Regions from separate parts of the Homo sapiens genome. Here region 1 is linked to region 2. A link is a loop called in an ENCODE intact Hi-C map of the cell type or tissue named here. Cell type or tissue: endothelial cell of umbilical vein. All regions are shown on one strand. Each heading gives the region's core, and the rest is flanking DNA. Links, peaks and the distances in the headings are about the cores only.

The links. A loop is a pair of places that touch in the nucleus more often than their neighbours do. Peaks named below come from ENCODE experiments on the same cell type or tissue, not always from the same donor. Only the 100,000 strongest peaks of a DNase experiment are listed, where the experiment ranks them.
Region 1: a loop joins it to region 2, with 5 times the contacts of the local background. A loop is called at or near these places in 4 of 110 quality-filtered maps.

What each region holds. Positions count from the first base shown.
Region 1 is chr1:60,505,649-60,515,642 of GRCh38, reverse strand. No RefSeq gene overlaps it. Among named protein-coding and RNA genes, the nearest start is that of LINC01748, 110 kb to the left of the region's middle. In endothelial cell of umbilical vein, for the core only: no CTCF peak of the experiment used is centred there; DNase peaks (open chromatin) are centred at 5,262 and 7,622; H3K27ac peaks cover 1,222 bases.
Region 2 is chr1:60,568,287-60,578,280 of GRCh38, reverse strand. All of the region lies in intron 4 of LINC01748 (long intergenic non-protein coding RNA 1748), which reads left to right. Among named protein-coding and RNA genes, the nearest start is that of LINC01748, 49 kb to the left of the region's middle. In endothelial cell of umbilical vein, for the core only: no CTCF peak of the experiment used is centred there; a DNase peak (open chromatin) is centred at 4,410; H3K27ac peaks cover 1,347 bases.

The DNA of each region.
Region 1 (9,994 bases), core at 810-8,809, 62 kb after region 2:
TATATCAATGTCATTTCTTCAAGAATCCTAAAAAGTGTTATTACACCATTTAACACAGGTACCTGAGTCATGTGTATTGTTAAAGGAGAGTGGAAGGGAAGGGAGGTGATATGAGTAGGCCTAGTGCTTGGCATGATCAAGCAAATATAGACCCTGCAGGGGTATGTAACTTCCATATGCTAATCCTACAGGAGGACTCCGATCGGACCTGTTTGCAGCACATGCCCACTTTTAAACTCTATTAGTCTGTTTTCTGTTTTAAAGGACCTGAAACTGGGCAGTTTATAAAGAAAAGAAATTTATTTCCTACAGTTATGGAGGCTGGGAAGTCCAAGTTTGAGGGTATGCATCTGTCGAGAGCCTTCTTGCTCGTGGGAACTCTGTGGCATCCTGATGCAGCACAGGGCATCACATGGAGATGGGGCTAAGAATGCTAATGTGCTAGCTCAGGTCTCTTTTATTTTTATGAAGCTACCAGTTTCCTTTCCATGATAACCCATTCATCTATTAACCCATTAATCCATTCACCCATGAATGATTAATTCATTCATGAAGACAGAGCCCTCATCATTTAATCATGTCTTAAAGCCTTCCCTCCAATACTGTAGTATTGGGTATTAAGTTTCAACGTGAATTTTGGAGGGGATATTTAAACCAAAGCATAGACCAATGTCCATGTCCAAAACACTAGGCTATTTCGGCTCTCTATGGGTTACATTACTCTCTCCAAGGCAGTGGCAAGAGTGGAGGCCACCTGTTGAGAGAAGATGGTTGTGCTGGGAGTTACAATCAAAGTTCCACTAAGAAAAAAAGCCCTTTATAAGTCGACTCCTGCCTATTTCTAAAATTTTTTCTGGTACACACCTTTTTTTTTCTGTACACACATTTTGTGTCACATAGAACTATAGGCAATATTCTGAAATAATATACGCTGGTTTACAATCAGCGCTTTCTTCAAATTGGAAACACCAAGAAATATCCACCTCTCTAAAATATAAAATTTCTGTTTTTTCATTCCGCTACCTCTAAGAAGTTTTTCCTGACTCCTCCTGCTGATAGATGGCACACACTTTCCCACTATACTTTCCCACTATATATATACTTTCCCACTATAGTGTGAGCCCCTGACAGCAGGGGGAGTTGTATCATTTTATGTTTATATCCCCAGCTCCATGCAAGGCCTTTCATGTATAAAAAGCATTTATTTGAGTTCATTGTAGATTCTGGATATTAGCCCTTTGTCAGATAAGTAGGTTGCAAAAATTTTCTCCCATTATGTATGTAGCCTGTTCACTCTGTTGGTGGTTTCTTTTGCTGTGCAGAAGCTCTTTAGTTTAAGTAGATCCCATTTGTCAATTTTGGCTTTTGTTGCCATTGCTTTTGGTGTTTTAGACATGAAGTCCTTGCCCATGCCTATGTCCTGAATGGTATTGCCTAGGATTTCTTCTAGGGTTTTTATGGTTTTAGGCCTAACCTGTAAATCTCTAATCCATCTTAAATTAATTTTTGTATAAAGTGTAAGGAAGGGATCCAGTTTCAGTTTTCTACATATGGCTAACCAGTTTCCCCAGCATCATTTATTAAATAGGGAATCCTTTCCCCATTCCTTGTTTTTGTCAGGTTTGTCAAAGATCAGATAGTGGTAGATATGCGACATTATTTCTGAGGGCTCTGTTCTGTTCCATCGATCTATATCTCTGTTTTGGTACCAGTACCATGATGTTTTGGTTCCTGTAGCCTTGTAGTATAGTTTGAAGTCATGTAGCGTGATGCCTCCAGCTTTGTTCTTTTGGCTTAGGATTGACTTGGCGATGCGGGCTCTTTTTTGGTTCCATATGAACTTTAAAGTAGTTTTTTCCAATTCTGTGAAGAAAGTCATTGGTGGCTTGATGGGGATGGCATTGAATCTATAAATCACCTTGGGCAGTATGGCCATTTTCACGGTATTGATTCTTCCTACCCATGAGCATGGAATGTTCTTCCATTTGTTTGTATCCTCTTTTACTTCATTGAGCAGTGGTTTGTAGTTCTCCTTGAAGAGGTCCTTCATGTCCCTTGTAAGTTTGATTCCTAGGTATTTTATTCTCTTTGAAGCAATTGTGAATGGGAGTTCACTCATGATTTGGCTCTCTGTTCATCTGTTATTGGTGTATAAGAATGCTTGTGATTTTTGCACATTGATTTTGTATCCTGAGATTTGCTGAAGTTGCTTATCAGCTTAAGGAGATTTTGGGCTGACACAATGGGGTTTTCTAGATATACAATGATGTCATCTGCAAACAGGGACAATTTGACTTCCTCTTTTCCTAATTGAATGCCCTTTATTTCCTTCTCCTGCCTGATTGCCCTGGCCAGAACTTCCAACACTATGTTGAATAGGAGTGGTGAGAGAGGGCATCCCTGTCTTGTGCCAGTTTTCAAAGGGAATACTTCCAGTTTTTGTCCATTCAGTATGATATTGGCTGTGGGTTTGTCATAGATAGCTCTTATTATTTTGAGATATGTCCCAACGATACCTAATTTATTGAGAGTTTTCAGCATGAAGCGTTGTTGAATTTTGTCAAAGGGCTTTTCTACACATATTGTGATAATCATGTGGTTTTTGTCTTTTGTTCTATTTATATGCTGGATTACGTTTGCCGATTTTTGTATGTTGAACCAGCCTTGCATCCCTGGGATGAAGCCCACTTGATCATGGTGGATAAGCTTTTTGATGTGTTGCTGGATTTGGTTTGCCAGTATTTTATTGAGGATTTTTGCATCAATGTTCATCAAGGATATTGGTCTAAAATTCTCTTTTTTTGTTGTGTCTCTGCCAGGCTTTGGTATCAGGATGATGCTGGCCTCATGAAATGAGTTAGGGAGGATTCCCTCTTTTTCTATTGATTGGAATAGTTTCAGAAGGAATGGTACCAGCTCCTCCTTGTACCTCTGGCAGAATTCGGCTATGAATCCATCTGGTCCTGGACTTTTTTTGGTTGGTAAGCTATTAATTATTGCCTCAATTTCAGAGCCTGTTATTGGTCTATTCAGAGATTCAACTTCTTCCTGGTTTAGTCTTGGGAGAGTGTATGTGTTGAGGAATTTATCCACTACTTCTGGATTTTCTAGTTTATTTGCGTAGAGGTGTTTATAGTATTCTCTGATGGTAGTTTGTATTTCTGTGGGATTGCTGGTGATATCCCCTTTGTCATTTTTTATTGCGTCTATTTGATTCTTCTCTCTTTTCTTCTTTATTAGCCTTGCTAGCTGTCTATCAATTTTGTTGATCTTTTCAAAGAACCAGCTCCTGGATTCATTGATTTTTTTGAAGGGTTTTTTGTGTCTCTATTTCCTTCAGTTCTGCTCTGATCTTAGTTATTTCTTGCCTTCTGCTAGCTTTTGAATGTGTTTGCTCTTGCTTCTCTAGTTCTTTTAATTGTGATGTTAGGGTGTCAATTTTAGATCTTTCCTGCTTTCTCTTGTGGGCATGTAGTGCTATAAATTTCCCGCTACACACTGCTTTGAATGTGTCCCAGAGATTCTGGTATGTTGTGTCTTTGTTCTCTTGGTTTCAAAGAACATCTTTATTTCTGCCTTCATTTCGTTATGTACCCAGTAGTCATTCAGCAGCAGGTTGTTCAGTTTCCATGTATTTGAGCAGTTTTGAGTGAGTTTCTTAATCCTGAGTTCTAGTTTGATTGCACTGTGGTCTGAGAGACAGTTTGTTATAATTTCTGTTCTTTTACATTTGCTGAGGAGTGCTTTACTTCCAACTATGTGGTCAATTTTGGAATAAGTGCGATGTGGTGCTGAGGAGAATGTGTATTCTGTTGATTTGGGGTGGAGAGTTCTGTAGATGTCTATTAGGTCCCACATAACAATAATGGGTGACTTAAACACCCCACTGTCAACATTAGACAGATCAATGAGACAGAAAGTTAACAAGGATATCCAGGAATTGAACTCAGCTCTGCACCAAGCAGACCTAACAGACATCTACAGAACTCAAGCACTGATCTTAAGAGCAGTTTATGATGAGTTCGTGTCCTTTGTAGGGACATGGATGAAATTGGAAATCATCATTCTTAGTAAACTATCACAAGAACAAAAAACCAAACACCACATATTCTCACTCATAGGTGGGAATTGAACAATGAGATCACATGGACACAGGAAGGGGAACATCACACTCTGGGGACTGTTGTGGGGTGGGGGGAGGGGGGAGGGATAGCATTGGGAGATACACCTAATGCTAGATGACAAGTTAGTGGGTGCAGCACACCAGCATGGCACATGTATACGTATGTAACTAACCTGCACAATGTGCACATGTACCCTAAAACTTAAAGTATAATAATAAAAAAATAAAAAATAAAAAATTAAAAAAATAAAAAAAAAGAAAATGTGGCACATATACACCATGGAATACTATGCAGCCATAAAAAATGATGAGTTCATGTCCTTTGTAGGGACATGGATGAAGCTGGAAACCATCATTCTCAGCAAACTATCGCAAGGACAAAAAACCAAACACTGCATGTTCTCACTCATAGGTGGGAATTGAACAATGAGAACACTGGGACACAGGAAGGGGAACATCACACACGGGGGACTGTTGTGGGGTGGGGGGAGGGGCGAGATATACCTAATGCTGAATGACGAGTTAATGGGTGCAGCACACCAACATGGCACATGTATACATATGTAACAAACCTGCACGTTGTGCACATGTACCCTAAAACTTAAAGTATAATAATAATAAAAAAATAAAAATAAAAAGCATTTAAAAAGTGTGGAATAAATGTTGACTAAACTATCAGTGTTCTAAAAAGATACATGATAGGGAAAAGAAGAAATTTTCAATAAATTAACCTGGACAAAATAGTTACTGACATATAGAGACATTGAATTTCTACCTCATACTTTACAAAACAATCAACTCCAAAATAAATAAAGACTCAAATGTCAAAGCAAACCTTTCAATTTTTTACAGGAAATAACAGATAATGATAGCTTTCTGATCTTGGAGTAAGGAAGGATTTGTAAATAGAGATTCTTAAAAAAGAAAATCCATAAAATAAAAAATTTGATACATTTCATTATAATCAGAACTGTTCATCAAAAGACACCTCAAAGAAAGTATCTGAAGTTGGATTTCCTAGAAGCAGAACCTGAGATGGAGATTTTTGTGCAAGTGATTTATTGAGGAAATGCCCTCAGGAAGAACCTATAGGGAAATGAAAGAAGCAAAACAGGGAGGGGAAGGAGTTGACTAAGGATGTGGTTTCAGCTGGAGACTAGTGTCAGCCAAATCCCATGGAAAACTGTGGGCACATGAATTATACCACAGAGGAAGTATTTCCTGGAGGGAAAGGAGTCAGCCTCTTGTATCTGTGTATTCATCAATTATTGGTTGCAGGCTGAACCCAGGGTAGGACACAAAAACTTTTGGGTGAGGCATGTCCATTTGCCAGGCACAGTTCTTTTGAGAAGGATGTAGTTGTGAATTGGTAACAGTTAACATTCATTTGAAAACAGCATCTACCAGGAGACTCAAAAGACAAGATTCCAACCAGGAAAAGATACTGACAATATATATGACTGACAGAGAGTTTGTATCAAAAATAAAAAGAAGTTCTACAAATAATTTTTAAAAATACATAAGGACGATATCTGAAGATATTCTCAATCTTATTAACAATTGAAGAAATGCAAATCAACACTAAAATGAGATACCATTTTACATCTACATGCTTGATAAAATATTACAATTCTGGCAATAATAATTATTGCAGAGAATGTGGATCATCAGGATCTCTCATACTTTGTTGGTGGGTTTATAAATTGTTATAACCACTTTGTAAAAGCAACTTGGCATTCTCCTGTAAAGTTATACATTCATATAATTTACAACCTGGCAATTACGCTCCCTCAAAATGTTAAATCATTCATGGCAGCATTATTCATAGCAGCAAAAACAAACAGAAAAAACTGAAATGACTCAAATTTGTATAAATAAAACAATGATTAAATAAATACTGGTATATTCATATAATGGAATATTACTCAGGAGTGAAAATCAAGAAACTGCAACTATATCAAAACAGTATGGATACATATCAGTAATATAAAGTTGAATTAAGAAAATCTAGTTCCAGAAGACTCTATGGAATATAATTTTAATACAACATTCAAAACAGGCAAAAATGAACCAAAACTAAACTAACTGTAAAAACAAACAAACAAACAAAGAAATGGTAAACATGCAATTCAAAATACGGATACTTTAGGGTTGGGCAGTAAACCAAGGGTTGGTGAGATGGGAAAAGAGTAGTATAGAGATATAGATAGCTAATGACAATATGTTAGGTATAAGGTTGAATGATGGATTCATGTGTATTAGTCATATCATTCAAATATGAATCCATGCATACACACATAAAATTAGGGATATGCATAAACTATCGATGACTGTGATAAACCTAAGAATAATATTAATCCAATTTCATACACCTGAGCTCTATTTAAGTAAAAGAATAGCTCCAAGGAATAAATTTATGAATGCATGGATGGTCTAAAAATTCCACTTAATTTAATATAGTCCACTAGATTTAAAGTCAAAAAAGGAGAGTTGATTTCCTGTCTTCCATTCATTTCTCATGGATATGGGGCAAGACTTTCTGAGTCTCAGGCTTCTCACCTTCCCTATTTGAAAAATGGCACTAAATACAGCTACTCTTACAATCCTGTGTGGTAATCTTGAAGTTCAAAAGGAGATCACATATGTAAGCTCGCTGTGTAAATTACAGATAGACGTATAGCTAGATATAAATATGTACATATCTTTAGATAAGAGAGATAATGATTGAGGATTGAATAGGTAATAATCGGTAGTCATAACAAAAAATGTTCCTGAATGTGTGCTGTGTGCCAGGCATGGAGCTAGGCACTGTCCAGCTGTGGAAATATATGTGTAGGCTGCTAACTGTAATGAAAATTGATAACATTCATATAGGGATATGATGTCAAAGTGTTGTTGGAACAGTAGTGTGAACTGGAGAAGACTTCACTGGAGATAAAATTGTGATGGTTCTTTAAGGATGAGCAATTTGCCAAGAAAGAAAAGAGGGAGGCTTCCAAGGTAGTTTGAACAGCATGTGACTTAGACAAGTTTAGGAAATGATGAGATTTCGGCATGACAGGCAGAAGACTGCAACCAAATTGATATTCAACTGGCACCAGAGTAGAGAACAGACCTCAAATTCTTGAAAGTAAAGAAATATATTATGCTTGTTATGACTTTTTTAAAAAAAGAATCCATTACATCTAATTTATCCTCAACCAAATCTTTCCCCAAATATTCATAAAGTCCCTTCCTAGAGAATAAGTCAATTACTAAAATGTATTATGCTTTCTGAATCTAACGAGCTATGAAGTTCATTCATAATTAACTTTTGTAAAAAGAAAAATATTTCATGAATACCATTTGTATTATTACTGTGAGATCATTTCCTTTGTACAAAGGAGAATAAACTTCAGAGCTCTATCAGCTCCACCCAATTCATTAAAACTTGTCTTTGATCCATAAGAAACATCCTAAGGTTTTTCCTCACTCAAAATTCTCTACTAAGCTTACTCGTTAAATTATCCCTGGGTCCTATCTTATATTTATTGAACTGTCTGAGAAAAACCACAGTGCCCACATCACTTGGAGACCCTTTATTCATGGCCTTAAAAAATGCCCCAACCACCAACAACGAAGAGATGATTGTATTACTCATTACTACTGTATAAATAGGGCCTTTTAATGTCTCATTTTATTGTAGTCTGGACAATTTTTTAAATATAATAGAATCCTGGTTTTGGGTTGTTACTTTACTTTAAAAGGAAAGTGAAGTGTCCCACTGTCTTTTAGAGAACAGACTAGAATACCATTCAAAGCAATAGTTGCCAAATTTTTAATTCTTCTATTGAAAATTAGGATTAATTTATTTTTTCTCTACTGGCTCAAGATTGCTATTTCCTCTAGATTCAGATAGGTCTACATTGGCAGAGAAAGTAAACAGCTTCTGCAAGAGCACCATATATCATACAGCTAATTTAGGGTCTTTCAGTAAATCGAGGGATTCATTTGGTATCTTGAAAGATCAATGCTACTTAAATGGTAAATAGTAGATGACAGACATCATTCTTTGTACATATTGCCATTACCTTTGGTTCCTCCTTTGTCCATATTCTCATTTCACTTGAAAGTTTTTTGTGGATTATCTCATCTACTCTCATAACTATACTTACCATTTCTAATTCTTTCTGAATACCTGTCAATACCTCTAGCCCCTACCTCTCCATTTGGCTCCAAATCGATTTATCCTAATTTGTATTGTATCTATTTGAATGCCTCCAAAGCATTTAAGTCTTATCATTTTCAAAACTAGACTCATCTATCCTATCCTTCCTCAACTTGCTCTCCAACCCGTATTCCAATATTTACTTATTTGTAACCTCCAAACAAGAAATCTGGGACTATCCTTGACCCAGTCCTTTTAAAATCCAATTTCCAAGTTCAGGGGATGGTTATTCCCTAAATATTTCTAAAATATACTCAATTGTATTTATTCCCATTACCACTTCCTTAATTCTAACCTTTATTATTCCATATCCCTATTACTATATTGCCCTCTTAAATAATTCCCTGCCTGTGTTATTTCCCTCTTCTCATTTTTGCGTCATATGTCTACAAGAATGCACTATCTAAAATGAAAATATAAATAAGTCCTTCACCTGCTTAGAACTTTTTGATGGTGTCACATTGACACTAAGAAAAAGAAATCCAAGAGGTTAGCATGACATAGGCCATCATGGTCTGGGTAGCTACTTCCATAGTCTTAGCTCTTGTTATTCCTCTCTTTATGTCTTAAGATCCAGGCACACTAAACTAGTGGCAAATTTGCTATATTCCTTTGCCTCATGAATGTTCCTCTTACTTGAAACACCCTTCCCCCTCTTTCCATTTGCTATAATTGCCTTTTTTTTTTAAGAGACAGCTCAAGCTTTATCTTATTTTAGATGATTTCCCTTATTCCTGGAAAGAATTTATGATTTCTTCCTTCTCTGTGTTCATCCTCTTTCTTGCACTCTGCCATAGCATCCATCAAACTGATTGTTTTTATTTGTTTACACGTTTATATCCCTCATTTAAGTATCAGCATTTTAAGGACAGAGGCCATGTCTTGTACATCCTGTTCCTACCACTCCAATTAGTGTCCAATCCAGAATAAGAATCTAGTAAATATTAGTTTCACAGTTAAATGGATTTCTTAAAGAAACAAATCAAGAGCCATAGAATATGTAATTTTCTACCCTGTTCTCATTTCAAACCAAGTATTAAATTTTTCCCAGGATGATTGTGTAAATGTCCGCATTCTTTATAGAAAACTCCACCTTTCATCAGCAGAGGTACTGTGTGGCCCTGTGGCCACCACAAGACCATGATGCAACAGGGTAACAGTCCAACATCAATACTGTTTGAAAGACTCAGGCATTTATCTCTGAATTCACTACTTGACCAAGGTCACATCACTAGGAAAGGAAGGAGCGAAGCATCAAATCCAGTCCCATTTGACTTGTGCCAAGCTCACTCAACCCTTTTGTCCAATTTGTCCCCCAACTTGAGTTAAACGGTGGGGCTGCATTTCTTTTCCTGCAGTCATGAAGTCTCTGTTACTAATCTCTTTTGATCATGCATCTTGGTCAAAACAAGCAATAATCTGCAGCCTAAATTCCTTAATAAAGAAATATTTCTCTCAAAGTAGCAGCAAAGTATGCAAGGAAATAGCTTTGCTAAAGCATACATCTAATTTGCATTGCCAAATAGCACATTTCTTCATTTAGTCTAAAACATATGCATTCAGGTTATCCAACAAGGTGGATGGCGATGAGGTGGGGTGGGATGGAGAGTAGTTACATTAACATTTGCATAGCTGAATACATATATCCAGATGATTCTTTTCAA
Region 2 (9,994 bases), core at 971-8,970:
ACTCTGTCATAGCAGCCCAAAATGTACTAAGAGACTCACTTATAGGGGTTTACAAGCTAACTGTTGAGATACTAAGGAATGAGGACATAAAGGCAGCCAAGGCCAAGTGCCAAATGAGAGAAACCATGACAAGTCACTGGGGGAGGAGATTCTTGAGGGCTAGGACAGTTAGGACAACTGACTTCTTTTAGGAGGTCAGGCTCAAGCTGGGCCCTGAAGAAAGACAAGCTCTTATTTGTATAGATGGGGGAAGAGGGAGCATGTGCGTTGCAGAAAGGGAGAAATGCCTTGGAAGAGAAATGTGTATGGAAAAAAGCATAGATAATTATGGGTGGTGCAGATCCTGTAAGGTGGCTTATCCATTGTACAATTTACAAAACCTTTTGCCTCATTGGAGCCTCTCCTCAGATCTAAGAGGAGCAGAGAACAAATTTTACTGTCTCCTTTTAAAGAATAAAGATGGAACTGAAACTCTGAGAGGTAAAGTGACTTGGCTAAGGTAGCGCCTCTAATCTGTAACAGAGTGGGGCATCAAACTCCAATCTGCTGCTCCTGAGGACTCAGGGAGGTGGCAGGAGGAGGGAGGGAATAAGACTAAAGAAGTTAGAGAAAAATTGGTGACTTTGAATGGCAATCTTAGGGTTTTTTTCTTTTCTCTCTGTAAGTGTAGAAAACCCCAAAAGCTTATGACCAAAGTAAACGTACAAGGTAATATTTTTGAAGGTTAGTTTGGCCACAGGATCTGGGGTGGATGTCTGTTCCTGAGACAAGGCAGTGTTCTTCTAGAATCTATTTATTCCAAGACCGTTGTCAAAATGAGTTTTAGGCCAAAGAGGGCTCTGTCCTTCATACCATCTTAGAGAAAGCCTTCTTAATCAGGGAAATGGAGCTATTAGCACACTGGCAGCCTTTTCTGTTCTGCATTTTAAATTGTTAATTCAATTTATTTCTGGATAAAATATCTGTAAATCAAGCCAGTTTGCAAAACTGACAGCTCCATGAAAAAAATGTTAGGGGAAAGAAGATCAGATGCATGACTAAGCTATATTTTAATTTAAGCAAGTGTTCTGATTAAATCATAAAGGGAATAAAAATGGCATAATGGGAACATCGTAACTTACTGAATTGGGGTCAGGTTTATCTCTCCATATAGCACCAATGCAATGAAGCAGTGGGCTTGGTGGAAAGATTCAGCTTTTGGAGTAGGTCAGATCTGGGCTGAAATCTTCGACAAAAGCTTGGTGATTTTTCCTTCACTGTTATAACTAGAGCATCTAGGACAGTATCAGAGTAGGTACTGTACAAATCCTTGTTGAAATTAAATGAAATGAGCACTTAGCCCTACCACTTTCCAACTGGAAAACATGGGAAAAATGAGTTCACCTTAGTATACCTCAGTTTTCTCACGTGTAAAATAGAGATAATGATATTACTTTATATAATAGTTGTAAGGATTAGCAATAGTAAAATATGGGCTTGTGGGATGGATTGGTTTAGATACCAGCTCCATGAGACCTGAGGTCGTAACCTAGAGTTACCTCTTGATGTATTACACAGCATGCTTTGCTGAGCTGCGACCATGCCCTGAAATGCCCTAGCTAAGCCAGACATTATTTAAGTTTATATCCTCTGCAAGGATTAGCAGGGTTATTATACTAATAGATGTTGAATTGTCAAAATTAAAATTTTTAGGGTAGCATAACTTTGATTCAAATTATTTTATTTGTTCATTTAGAGATACCTACATGATGGGCACACTTTAAAAATTATTATTATTCTATGATCTTTGATCTTGCCCACTGAGAGATACTATATTCTTTTGTCTTTTAAATTCCTACAACGAAGCCTCTTTTAAAGTGTTCCCATTTTGAAGGTGAGGAAACAGACTTGGAGAAATCTAGTGACAAGTTCGCAGACACAATAACATAAAAAGCAGTGCTGACGTTTGAACAGGACTTTTGGTTTCAAAGCCATTGTACCTTATAGGTGTGTTCCATATACATTTATTAATTGAATTAACGGGCAAAGGCCAATCATACTGGGCTTTAACTTCCCTTTAGTCACAAGATGTTCTTTTAGCTCCCAGAGTGAAGATATTAAAAACAAGAATCTGGCTTTGGTTCAGTTGCTAAAAGCATGTGTAGTCTAGAACTGTTAGATTTTTGTCAGACTATTCAGAAATATATATCAGTCTTACAAGAGCAAGGACATTTGTTCAATTTATAATGTACCCTCCCTTACACCAAAAGAAAAAGTAAAATAAAATAAAAAGGCCAAGGTAAAGCGGCTATGAATTTAATGTTCATAAAGGCAGCAGCGCACAGTTATTGTGTACTAATTATGTAACAGGCCTTGTGCTATGTGTTTTACATACATTATTTCACAATGGCCCTCTGAAGAAATAGTGTTGTCCACAAGCTTTAAAATAAGAAACTGCTCAGAACTCTCCCTTGGCTTCCTATCTCACTCAGGGTAGTGCTCCATTTCTCACAATGGCTCAGAAGGCCCTCCACAACCAGTTCAATGATCATAAATTGAGTGTAGGAAACACAATATGGGAAGTGAGATTAACATGTGTTACCTCTGCCCTACTACAGATATGGAAATGCTCAAGGCAATGTTACAGGAATATTGCCCAATGTCAGGAAACCTAAGTTTGGGCTTTGGGGTCAAACCTTTCATTTTCATGGCAATGTTTGAGAAAACCTAAATGAAAAGGGGCTGAATGTTGCCCTCACGTCACACAGAGTACAGAGTGGACAGAGGGCTGCAGTGTGACCAAAAAAGACAAAGGACTTTCTCAGTGAGTGAGTACAAAGGGGCAGTCACTGTGTGGGGCATATGTGAGGAAGCAAATATCCTTGAGGATACTTTTGATTAAAAACAAAAGAAACCACATTTTCTTTATCCAGTCTATCACTGATGGGCATGTAGGTTGATTCCCTGCTTTTGCTATTGTGAATAGTGTTGCAATGAATATACGCATTCATGAGTCTTTGTAATAGAATAATTTGTATTCCTTTGGGTATATACCCAGTAATGGGATTGCTGGGTCAAATGGCATTTCTGTTTTTAGGTCTTTGAGGAATTACCACACTGTCTTCTAAAATGCTTAAAGTAATTTACACTCCTACCAACAGTGTATAAACATTCCTCTTTCTCCACAACCTTACCAGCATCAGTTATTTTTTGACTTTTTAATAATAGCCATTCTGACTGATGTGAGATGGTGTCTCATTTTGGTTTTGATTTGAATTTCTCTAATGATCAGTTGGAATGAGGATGTTAATGGAACACTATGCAGCCATTAAAAAAAAATGAGTTCATGTCCTTTGCAGAGACATGAATGGAGCTGGAGGCCATTATCTTCAGCAAACTAATGCAAAACAGAAAACCAAATACCACATGTTCTCAATTATAAGTAGGAGCTAAATGATGAGAACACATGGACATATAGAGGGAAACGACACACACTGAGGCCTACCTGAGGATGGAGGGTGGGAGGAGGAAGAGGATAAGGAAAAATAACTAATGAGTACTAGGCTTAATATCTCGGTAATGAAATAATCTGTACAACAAACCCCCATGATGCAAGTTTACCTATAAAACAAACCTGCACATGTACCCCTGAACTTATAATAAAACTTCAAAACAAAACAAACAAAACAAAATAAAGCCTCTAATTAAAATGGAGAATGAGTAGCTATGGAGACAAAGGCTTTTCTGTAGATACTAGAGACAAGAAGGAGGCCCTGTTGCTTCAAAATGCTGAGGTTCCTTGAGAATGTCAGTGTAGCCTTCATAAAGCTCCGGATTTCTCTCTTTTGGGGCCATGAGGGGTTATTTGCTAATCTGGAAGTTGGCATTTCGGGTGAACTGGATTTTAACTCAGCTCACTCTTCATTTTTTTGATGGCCATGGAGAAGGGATAGTGAGAGATTGAGAAGTGGAGGCTCTGAACTCCTTGTGGAGCTGTGCTCACCTCACCCTCCACCTGGGTGAGCAGGAGTTGCAGATCCAAGGGCTTTGGGCCACTAGACCTCTGGGTGGTGAGGACAGACTGTGCAGAGAAGTCATCAGCCTAGGGATGGCCTTACCACAAACTCTCTAACCCTGTGCTTTACACACTCCTGACAGGTAGAAAGTAAATTTGCATAACAAACTGTTTAAATATTCAATTTTTATCCAGCTTCAAGGCACTCTTTGTCCTCGGTAGTTCTAATGATTAGTGACCCCTTCAAAATCAGCATCATTTGTCAAATCAAATTAGCCTCCTTACTAACTGCAAGGCAGTGACATTCATCTTTTTGATGCTTTCAAACCAGTCGGAGGTAAAGTTCTCAGATGGAATGGGGCTTGGTATGCTGCATGAGTCACTTCCTCAATGAGGCAATTGTCAGAAAAATAGGAGACGTAGCTCTAAGGTAAATATTGTTGGGTCATTTGAAATGTATGCAGATTTGACATTTCCCTTCTGATTAGCATGTCTACACATTAAAGTTTTGTGTATGTCACATTGGATAGTTCAGATGCCAGGGTAATGTCAGTGAGCACTTGATAGAAACTTAATTTTGCTCCTGATGAAGAAAATGGAAGGATGAAGAGGAAAACCTAAGGTGAGAACCTTATTTAGAGTGTACAGGGGGTATTCAGAATAAAAAAAAAAAATGCTGGGAAGGAAAGTGTCATTATCTACTATGTGCCAGTTACTTTATTACCTAATTTAGTCCTTTTAGGGATATTGACCCCGTTTGAATAATTAAAATAGGTGAATCAACAGGCTTAATGCCAACAGATAGTAGAATAGTAGAGCTGAAAGTTCAAGCTCATGTGTGTTTGATGCTGAAGTCCATGCTTCTTCCTGCAGAGTGTTGCCTCCATATGATGCAAAATATCCAACCTAGCCCTGACATGAAAACTTAATTGAAAGTATCCAACAGTGGGTAAGCATCCTGACTCTGTCATTACGTTGCAAATTTAAAATTAGAAACTCAGAGCATTTCCTGGTACAACTTGTTCTTTTGTAAATAATGACTCTTCAGTCTCCACTTGAACACTTGCAGTGACCAGGAGCTAGCTTATGATTTCACCATTCATCCATGTCTATATTTATTCCTATGTCCCTTCATATACCAATAATTATGTCCTTCCATATTTAAGTGTACAATTGTATCTGCATCTAATTATGACTTTAGAGTATTTGCTCTGTTAGGGACTATGTTGTGTCTTTCACTTATTGTATCATTTATCATCACAAGAAGCCAGTAAGATATGTTATATTATTATGTAGACTTAATGGAAAAAAAATACTTGGACTTAAAAAAGATAAGTAGCTTGCCTGAGCCACATAACTAAGGAGCAGCATGTCTAAGTAGTACATCACCTCCCAGTTTCAAACTTTTTTCTAATACAGTGCTAATCCACAGCTCATAATATGCAGAAAGAGCAATATCAGCTTTTATCCTCAATTTGAACTTGCCTATCTAATCCTGCTTTCTTATTTTGTGTTGTCAAAATCATATAAAATATAGTACTTGTTCAAGAACATTGGCAAAGTGCTCCAACTAAATCCAGGCTTTAGAGATCATCTGTACATAAGGGCTACCGCTAGGCACTTTTCTCATACCCAGCACCATACATTAGATCTGGGGTTGGCAACTATGGCCTACAGGTCAAATCTTTGTCCATGCCTGATCTTTTAAATAAAGTTTTATTGGAACATAGCCATGCTCATTCATTTACTTATTGCCTTTTTTCTCCACTACGAGAGCACAGTTGAATAGTTGTGACAAGACCATATATCCCATAAAGCCTAAAATATTTACTCTCTGATCCTTTCGACAGAGTTTGCTAACTCCGCATTAGGACTCTTGCATAAATCTATCATGTTACCTATGGAAAAGGTGTACAAAAGGGATACAGAGTATCTGGGGGTGGCCATGCATGCTATAGAATAAGTTGCAGAGTAATTGCCAAAATAGTGTTTTAAGCTGGAGAACCAAGACAAAGAAATGGTATCCAAAGTGTATTTTAGTTCAAGCTCTCTGCTATTAATGCAGGGATTCTAAAATTGCTCCTGCAATTCTCACCAAAGGGTCAGAGGATATTAACTTTATTCACTTATCCTGAATCTTCCCTGTAAAACAGTGATTCTCTCTCTCTCTCTCTCTCACTGTCTCTCTCTCTCACTGTCTCTCTCTCTCACTGTCTCTCTCTCTCTCTCACACACACACACACACACACCACTTACTGAACCATGAATAAAAATCCCAAATCTACTGAGTCATAAAAGCTTGGAATGAAACCAGGACATCTAAAATTTCAAAATGCTTTATCAAGCAACCAATGTCTGGGTATCATTGCCACAAGCAACTACAAATATATCTAATTCCTTTTGCAGCAAGCATTTGAAGATAATTATCATTTTCGTGGCTTTACATACATCTACATGTCAATAACTTGACCTTGGCTTTTATCTGAGCTGTCACTTGGCGTTTCCACTTGGCATCTCAAACTTTTCCTGCCTCAACACAAATTTTTGATTCCCCCACCAAAATCATCTCCATTGTCATTGATGGCGCCACTCCCTATTCAGTTATTTAAGTTCATATTCTAAAATGTTTCCATGATTTTTTTCTCCTCCCATCATATCCTATCCACATGTAAGTCTGAAATATATCCTGATTCTGTCAACCTCTCCCCATCACCACCCTAGGTCAAGACACCATTATGTCTCTCCTGGACTATTATGAGACATCCAGATCTTGTCCTTGCTTGGATTTTTGAATCCTTACAATCCACAATCTATTCTCCCCAAGATAGTCATAGTGATCTTCCTAAAATTATGTCAAGTCATTTTGTTACTTAAAGCCCTTCAATGATGTTTCATTACATTTAAGAAACAATACAAACTTCTTACTGTGTTCTGCAAACTACACGGGCTGATGATTGCCTAATTTTGTGAATCCATCTTTATCACTTTTCTACTCAGTAATTCATCCTAGCTGCATGTGTCTTTTTTCTGATCCTTGAAAACTAAGCTCATTCACTTACTGGGGACTTTGCACTTGCTGTTGAGCCTAGAAACTTCTTCATGGCTGGTTCCTCCTTATGCGGGAGTCAGCTCGGAGCATCCATCGCTGACTACCCTATCTAAAGCAGCTACAGTAAATCCTCGCTTAACATCGTCAGTAGTGTTCTTGGAAACTGTGATTTTAAGTGAGACAATGTACTGTATAACAAAACCAGTTTTACAAAGAGTTAGATTCCTATGGCATACAGTACATCATTTCACTTAACATTGCAGTTTCCAAGAACCTATCAACAATGTTAAGTGAGGACTTATACTTTAAAGCAATATGTTGGTTTTATTGCAGCATCTTCTTCGAGTTTCCATGTAGCTCTTATCACTATAAATATTATTATGAAATTATCATGTTTATTTGATTGTTTATTATCTGCCTTTCTGCAAAAGAATACAAGGGCCACAGGAATACACCAAGTACCTAGAACAATGAGTGGTGCATAATTCTTGCTTAATAAGTATTTGTTGAATGAATACTGCTTTTCTCTTTAATGTTTTATTCTTCAAGCTAAATCTCCCTACCCTTTCAAACATTTACCAAAGTATACTATGTGACTACAGTGTGAATTGGTTAACTATAATCTGTTCCCTGGTCACAAACAACCTATTCCAGAGCAGAACTTTCTATACTTTCTAAGAGGAGAAGCTGGTTTTCACTTTCCTTTGCAAGCTTCCTATGCATTTAGTACAATATTGTATACATGGTGGGTATTGAATAAATGTTGATGAATGGACTGTATAATGACTTTGGGGGTCCATACATCAAGATTTTCTTGAAGGGCAGGTAATTACTTGTACTTTATATCTGACGTTTTAATATAACTGGTGGCGGTCATTATCCCTTGTAATTGCATTTGCATCCTAGTCAATTCTTTCAAAAAAAAAAAGGAGAAAATAAGCAGAATTACTTTGTGAGCAATCCACAATTGGATTTGCATTTAAAAATTGCCAAGTGAGCACTCCTGCCTGATGGCCAAATGAAATTAATCTCTCCTAACTCAAGGTCTCATCTATTTGGAGAGAAGGGAGCTGGACTCATGGAGTGCTGCTGGCTCTCTAAATGATAAAAGTCATCACTCCCATTATTTATATTTTCAGGGTGCCTATGATGTTCTCTCACTGTGCTAGCCAATGGGAATATAGAGATGGCTAAGAGATTGTCCCTATTCTTCAGTTCTCCAATTCTAGGTTACATGATCAGAGGCCCTGTTCCGCCTGCACACTACTTCACAGAAATGCCCCACATTCTTAATAAGGGCATGGGTCAGATGTCCATGTTCATAATAGTCTATCCCCTCTTCTGGACACAGCTGTTGGTTCATAGTTAGACATCTGGCCCAGTGCAGTTAGTTTATATTTCTCAGAAGTTCGAATTAAAGGAATAAAGGGTAAGGGAGTTGGCCCCTGAGTTGTGTAAATGGTAGAACACAGATGTCCATCTGTGTTGCTCAGGTCTCTGGGAAGGCTTTATTTTTGACCTTCTTGAGACCTGATTGTTCATTTTTGCTTTTAGATTTCAGTGAGGTCTTAAGAGAATTCGATAGGCTTCTGTTTCTTGCAGCAACATTTCCATAAGAAACAGCTATGTAGATGGGGAGACATACAAACCAAAACCTGTACTTCAGTGTGTTCAGTACCATAGTAGAGGTTTGGGCAGGTTGCTATGTCAACAAAGAGGGAGTTCCTTAAACCTGGTCTAGGAATGTCAGAGGAAGCTTGCAGGAGGCATCAGCTAAACTGAGTCATGACAGAAAAGTAATAATTACCTTGGTGAGAAATGGTAGGGAGAAGAAAGTCAGGTTTAGGCAGCATGAACAAGCCAAGTGGAATGCAAAAGAGCAGGTATATTCTGGGAAGCACAAGTGTAGTATGATTGGAGCTCAAATAACAAGATGATGAAGTGGTAGGTAAGCACATAGAGAAGCAGGTAGTAGCCAGACTACGGGGTGTCTGCCGCTAAGGTGTTAGGAGTGGGGGCTTTACCTTGTAGGCTTCTCACCTGCTGAATGACCAGTTTTGATCCTTTCTCTGAAGGGATCCAAACCACATCTTCAGGCACCTTTTAGTTATTTCATGATTCTTTCTTTAGGAGTGACCCAAGGCAAACTTACAAAAAGAAGCACATGGCATGTGGAAAGAAGAGAAGATTCAAAATCAGTAGTCAGGATTTGAGCCTCTTCTCTTCTGCTTTCTAGCTGAAAAATGTCGAACAAAGAATTCAACATTACTTTTCTGAGCCTCTCTTTCCTCTTCTATGGAATGGAAGTAATAAAATATCTACCTCCCAGAGTTGTAGTTCAGACCCAACACATATATTTTTAGTGCTCTATCATATGTTAGTTTCTGAACTTTGCTCTTTCTCAGGAAGCATCCCACTGAATTAAAAACATCTGTTGAGTTAAATACTATTGTCTCTTCAATCAAATGGAGAAATTGAGGCTAATGAAGATAAAGAGCCTTGTTCCATTTCATACATCTAGAAGTAGAAGAGCTGGTATTAAAAATCCTACCTGTTGGACTTTATATCAGGTGCTCTTTTCCCAAACTACAGCTGCTTTATAAAGAAGCAAATGATAATTTTTAAAACAACACAATAGCAAAGCCATGGAATCAACTCAGTTTCCCATCAACTGTGGATTGGATAAAGAAAATGTGGTACATGTATATCATGGAATACTATGCAGACATAAAGAAGAACAAAATCGTGGCTTTTGCAGCAACATGGATGCAGCTGGAGGCCATTACTCTGAGTGAACTAACGCAGAAACAGAAAACCAAATACCCTTTGTTCTCCCTAATAAGTGGGAGCAAAACGATGGTACACGTGGACATACAGATGGGAACAGCAGACACTGCGGACAATTAGAGAGGGGAGAGAGGGAGGAGGGCAAGGGTTGAAAAATGACACAT